Regions from separate parts of the Homo sapiens genome. Here region 2 is linked to region 1. A link is a loop called in an ENCODE intact Hi-C map of the cell type or tissue named here. Cell type or tissue: mammary epithelial cell. All regions are shown on one strand. Each heading gives the region's core, and the rest is flanking DNA. Links, peaks and the distances in the headings are about the cores only. Region 1 overlaps NF2 (NF2, moesin-ezrin-radixin like (MERLIN) tumor suppressor). Region 2 has its middle 6.7 kb from the start of AP1B1.

What was found. Peaks named below come from ENCODE experiments on the same cell type or tissue, not always from the same donor. Only the 100,000 strongest peaks of a DNase experiment are listed, where the experiment ranks them.
Region 2: it touches region 1 in a loop (5-fold over the local background); 9 of 110 quality-filtered maps call a loop at or near these places.

Annotation. Positions count from the first base shown.
Region 1 is chr22:29,624,405-29,627,311 of GRCh38, reverse strand. All of the region lies in intron 1 of NF2 (NF2, moesin-ezrin-radixin like (MERLIN) tumor suppressor), which reads right to left. Among named protein-coding and RNA genes, the nearest start is that of NF2, 22 kb to the right of the region's middle. In mammary epithelial cell, for the core only: a CTCF peak has its summit at 1,551 (motif pointing left); DNase peaks (open chromatin) are centred at 591 and 1,521; H3K27ac peaks cover 2,500 bases.
Region 2 is chr22:29,393,817-29,396,723 of GRCh38, reverse strand. It overlaps a transcript of RFPL1 not described here. Among named protein-coding and RNA genes, the nearest start is that of AP1B1, 6.7 kb to the right of the region's middle. In mammary epithelial cell, for the core only: a CTCF peak has its summit at 1,570; a DNase peak (open chromatin) is centred at 1,563.

The DNA.
Region 1 (2,907 bases), core at 176-2,675:
CCAAACCCGCTGTGCTGGGTAAGTCACTTAACCTCTTTGGGTCTCGGCTTCCATAATCATCAAGTGGTCTTCAGGATTAACACCACTCTCTGAGTCTATGAGCTTGACATGACTTTGTATAAACCATGTAGCATTTTTCATTGCTACGATAATTTTCTTTTGATCCTTTAACATCTCATTCTGTATCTTAAAATCATTTTCAGGGATGTAAATGACTTCACCTTTAGTTTATGTGTGGTTTCACATTCTTTTCCCTCATTCAGGGTCTGCTATTACGTTCCTTACTCCTAATAATCATGAGTTGACTGTATAATGATGAACTCTCTGATGTAGTAAAATTGGGAATGATAATGCTGCTGAAAAATAGAAGTTCTTATCACCTAGCATGTTATTGATATTCAGTGATTGGCAATGATTACAAATGTGTGATATACTGAGAATAATTTTGCAGAGCACTACAAATAGGAAACAATAGTAAATTCAGCACAAATAAGGCACAAGGTTAAATTTCAAATGCCTAAACATCAAGTACAACTAGCAGATTACGAAACACAACCCCTGACTAAGTATCAACCAACTGGTTACTCCTGCCCTGGACAATGTAAAAATTGTGGTTAGTATGTAACAATGCATTCCTTCAAAAAAGCTCCAGCACAACAGAGCTAGAGCATGATCCATTCATGTGAACTAGCTTCTATTGAACCCAGATGTTTGCCTGGAAAGAAATTTTGAATATTCTCTGTTTCTAGCTTGACCTTTTGATTAAGTCTCATGGTCATCAATGATAATAAAACTGACTTTAATAACATTAGAAGGTACAGGCATGAGTGGATAGGACTGGTAAAAATATCTGCAGATGGGGCTGGGCGTGGTGGCTCGCACATGTAATCCCAGCACTTTGGGAGACCGAAGCGGGTGGATCACGAGATCAAGAGATCGAGACCATCCTGGCCAACATGGTGAAACCCTGTCTCTACTAAAAATACAAAAATTAGCTGGGCGTGGTAGCAAGCACCTGTAGTCCCAGCTACTCGGGAGGCTGAGGCAAGAGAATCGCTTGAACCCAGGAGGCAGAGATTGCCATGAGCTGAGATGGCGCCACTGTACTCCAGCCTGGTGACAGAGTTAGACTCCATCTCAAAAAAAAAAAAAAAAAAAGTCTGCAGATGGATGAGAACTACCGTGGGCTGAAGACTAACATATTTATGAGACTGATTTAATCTCAAAATCAATATGATTAAGCAAGTAGGGAGATGCACTGTTGGTGAATTTAAAACCACAGATCAGTCGAGATACATTTAGTAATTACTTTGGGCTTCAGTTTTAAGTTTTATCTGAATGTCAAACTATCAAAACTATTGAAACAAGAAGACTAAAACAGGCAAGGTGGAGGGAAAAGCTATAAGCAACATAACTCACTAAGAGAAAGTTTATATGAAGTTTTCAAAGCTCGGTCCAAATTTGGCAAAGAAGCAAAAAAGAGAACAGTGGCAAAAGAGTTGGAAGAGAAAAGGCTGTCTTTAAAAATGATGCAGTCTGGCACCACCTAGTGGTGCCACACAGATTCCTGCACTAGGACAAGCACCTTGTGTCAACATGAGTGACTAAAGATTCCATTAAAAATTTTTCCCTGAAGTCAGCACTACTTTGGTAATAAATTTTGACACGCTAAAAATGTCCTAAACATGTGGATTTAGAATCTAAATTAGACAAAGCACAGACAGGAGGACAGAACACATCATCCTGTAACAAGAATTGAGAAGCCTCGTCACCAGCTGGCTAGAAAGATTAGCAGCTCTGAGAAAACTCAATTCTGGGTTTTTAAAACCTCAAACGCTTTAGTTTATGAAATTAAAAATAAACAAGCAGCAAAAATGTTCTTGGACAGGAATGCAAAACTAGCATGAATAACTGGAGAAGTCATCAAAAACAAAGAAAAAAGAAAAATTTCAATATGACACACTAGGGACAAAAGAATGCAGAATAATTAACTATGGCAGAAATCCGAAAAGAATCCTGCTATCACCGTGGACATCAAGCTAAATAGAGATTGTATTACTTAGCATGTTACAAAAAAGAAGATCTGGCCGGGTGCAATGGCTCGTGCCTGTAATCCCAACACTTTGGGAGGCCGAGGAGCGTGGATCACGAGGTCAAGAGATCGAGACCATCCTGGCCAACATGGTGAAACCCCGTCTCTCCTAAAAATACAAAAATTAGTGGCGCACGCCTGTAGTCCCAGCTTCTCGGAAGGCTGAGAAAGGAGAATCGCTTAAACCTGGGAGGCAGAGGCGGAGGTTGCAGTGAGCCGAGATCTCACCACTGCACTCCAGCCTGGCAATAGAGCAAGAAAAGAGAAAGAAAGAAAAAGAAAGAAAGAAAGAAAGAAAGAGAGAGAGAGAGAGAGAGAAAGAAGAGAGAGACAGAAAGAGGAGAGAAAGAGAAAGAAAGAAAGAAAGAAAGAAAGAAAGAAAGAAAGAAAGAAAGAAAGAAAGAAAGAAAGAAAGAAAGAGGACCCTTCAACAAGAACATGGCATAAGGTGAGTCCATTTTATTTGGACTAATTATAGTTTAGAGGGTCTACAATTACAAAGGCATGGACAATCTGAATAAGGTTCAAAGAAAATGAAGGCAATGATTAAAGGAGAAAATTCACAGTGCTTCTGGCATGAGACACTTCCTGTTCCCACACTCCCAGCCCATGACAACATAGATAGGTAACATTTATCAAATGCTCACTACGGGTCAGGCCCTGAACCAAGTGCCTGTAAAGGTCCACCTCATTCATGTCTCAAAACAACCCTGGCCAGGCACGTTGGCTCACACCTGTAATCCTAGCACTTAGGGAGGTCAAGGCAGGAGAATCACTTGAGGTTAGGAGTTCCAGGCCAGCCTAGCCAACATGGC
Region 2 (2,907 bases), core at 207-2,706, 230 kb after region 1:
GAGGATCACTTGAGGCCAGGAGTTCGAGACCAGCCTGAACTACATGGTAAGACCTCCCTCCAACCTCTATTTTTTTTTAATTAATACAAATTAAATTAATACAAAAGCTCCCATTTAAGGGGGACTTATAGATGCCAGGCACTGTACATTAGTTCTACAATTTAATCTCTACAGCAACCTTGCAAGAAGGCACAACCAACCTATGTTAGTCTGTCTTGTGCTGCTTTAACAGAATACCTCGGTAATTTATAATAAACAGAAATGTATTTGGCTCATGGTTCTTGAAGTCCAGAGTCCAAGGGCATGGTGCCAATATCTGCTCGGCATCTGGTGGGGGCCTCCTTGCATATTCCCATGGCAGAAAGAGAGAGAGTGAGAGAGAGTGCAAGAGATCTAACACACAGCCTCAAGCCCTTCTGTGATTGGCATTAATCCACTCATGAGAGTACAGACTTCATGACCCAAACACCTCCCATTAGGCCCCACCTCCTAACACTGTTGCAGTGGGGACTGCCAACATGTGCTTCCTGGGGGATGCATTCAAACCATAGCAAGTCCCATTTTTCAGACTGGAAACTGAAGTCCCATAGCTGAAGATCTGAGCCCAGGTGGGGTTGAGAGCCTGGGCCTCTTCTCTTCTCTTTTCTCTTATCTTCTCTTCTCTTCCTTCTCTTCTCTTCTTTCTCTTCTCTTCTCTTCTCTTTTCTTTCTCTTCTCTTCTCTTTTCTCTTATTTCTCTTCTCTTCTCTTTTCGACAGAGTCTCGCTCTGTTGCCCAGGCTGGAGTGGACGGGCATGATCTCAGCTCACTGCAACCTCTGCCACCCAGGTTCAAGTAATCCTCCTGCCTCAGCCCCCCTAGTAGTTGGGATTACAGGCACTCACCACCATCCCCAGCTAATTTTTGTGTTTTTAGTAGAGACAGGGTTTCACCATATTGGCCAGGCTGGTCTGGAACTCCTGACCTCAGGTGATCCACCTGCCTAAGCCTCCCAAAGTGCTGGGATTACAGGTGTGAGCCACTGTGCCCATCTGAGAGCCTGGGCTTTTTCGATGCATCGGCGGAGGGTAGTTCAGCACAGGGGTACCTGAGAGAGCAGAGCTCTTCAAGAGGGAGCCTGTGGTGTACAGCTAGGAGGGGCTGAGCAGGAATTTGCTACTGGGAAGACTAGAAATGGTGCACTGAGGACATCTGCAGCAAGGAGAGCTGGAGGCAAAGGCTGGGATCCCTGGCAAGCTCTAGGCCTCTCTGCCCTGGGGGTTGTGCCAGGCCTGGGCTGGGCGGGAGGGATGGGAAGCTGCCTGCCCTCAGCAAGCAGGTGGAGGCTGGTGTTCCTGAGGCTATGGACAAAGCCACCTCCTGCCTCCTTTTAGAAAGGCTCTGTGGCAACTTTTAGAGATTTGCAGGATGAAAACAACAAAAACCAGCAAGCAAACAGAGACTGGAGTAGAGGAATAGTAATCACAGAGGAACAAGAGTGCGGAAAGGCTGGGAATGTATATAGAAAGGCACAGCGGCCCCTGTGAAAGGATGGCAATTGAAGGGAACGGTGGCGGTTAGTGGCACCTGTGCGCACTCTAGTGGGCGCAGAGGGGAAGAATACTTAATTTGTTCATGTACTTATGCACCCATTCATTGTGGAGGGAGGATGGGAAGGACTTTGCTCTGAGATTCTGAGTATCAGAAAGGGGAAGGGACTTGCTGAGGGTCACAGAATGCCAGTGGCAGGGGTCACAGTGGGTCATTTCACGAGACCGCACGAACTCTCAACCTTCCTGGCATTGGATGAAACCTCATGAAGCAGGTAAGGGTGAGTGGAGAAGAAAGCATGAGGCCTGCCGTCATCAGCCCTGGCCTTGACTCTCCGCTAGGCCCATTGCTGCTTTGGGAAGCTGGGAAAGTCCCTCAACATTTCAGGACTTCAGTGGCCTCATCTGTAAAATGGGGTTATCTTAGCATCTACCTATTGAGAACGGTGAGAGTTAAATGAATTGATGGATGTCAAGGGCATACAACGATGCTTGGCCCATGGTGGGTGCACAGTTCGCAGAGAAGAGAAACTGAGGCCCAAAGAACTGGCCAGGCCCGGTGCAGTGGCTCACGCCTGTAATCCCAGCACTTTGGGAGGCCAAGGCGGGCAGATCACCTGAGGTCAGGGGTTCGAGACCAGCCTAGCCAACATGGTGAAACCCTTTCTCTACTAAAATACAAAAATTAGCCAGGCATGGTGGTGGGTGCCTGTAATCCCAGCTACTCGGGAGGCTGAGGCAGGAGAATGGCTTGACCCCAGGAGGTGGAGGTTGCAGTGAGCCAAGACCGCACCACCGCACTCCAGCCTGGACGACACAGCGAGACTCCGTCTCAAAACAAAACAAAACAAAACAAAAACAACAACAAACAAAATTAGCCAGGAGTGGTGGCACAGGCCTGTAATCCCAGCTACTCGGGAGGCTGAGGCAAGAGAATCACTTGAACCCAGGAGGCGGAGCTTGCAGCAACAAAAGCGAAACTCTGTCTCAAAAACAAAGAACTGGACAGCCCTGTCTCCACCAGCCAGCTCAAATCGGGCAGGGTATAAAAACACTGGGGCTTGGAGAAAAGTTTTAAAATGTCCTGGCTGGGCACAGGGGCACATACCTGTAATCCCAGAACTTTGGAGGCCAAAGCAGGAGGATCACTTGAGGCCAGGAGTTTGAGACCAGCCTGGGCAACATAGTGAGACCTCATCTCTAAAACAAATAAAAATAGGCCGGGCGTGGTGGCTCATGCCTGTAATCCCAGCACTTTGGGAGGCCAAGGCGGGCAGATCATTTAAGGTCAGGAGTTCCGAGACTAGCCTGGCCAACATGGTGAAACCCCATCTCTACTAAAAATACAAAAATTAGTTGGGTGTGGTAGGCAGATTGG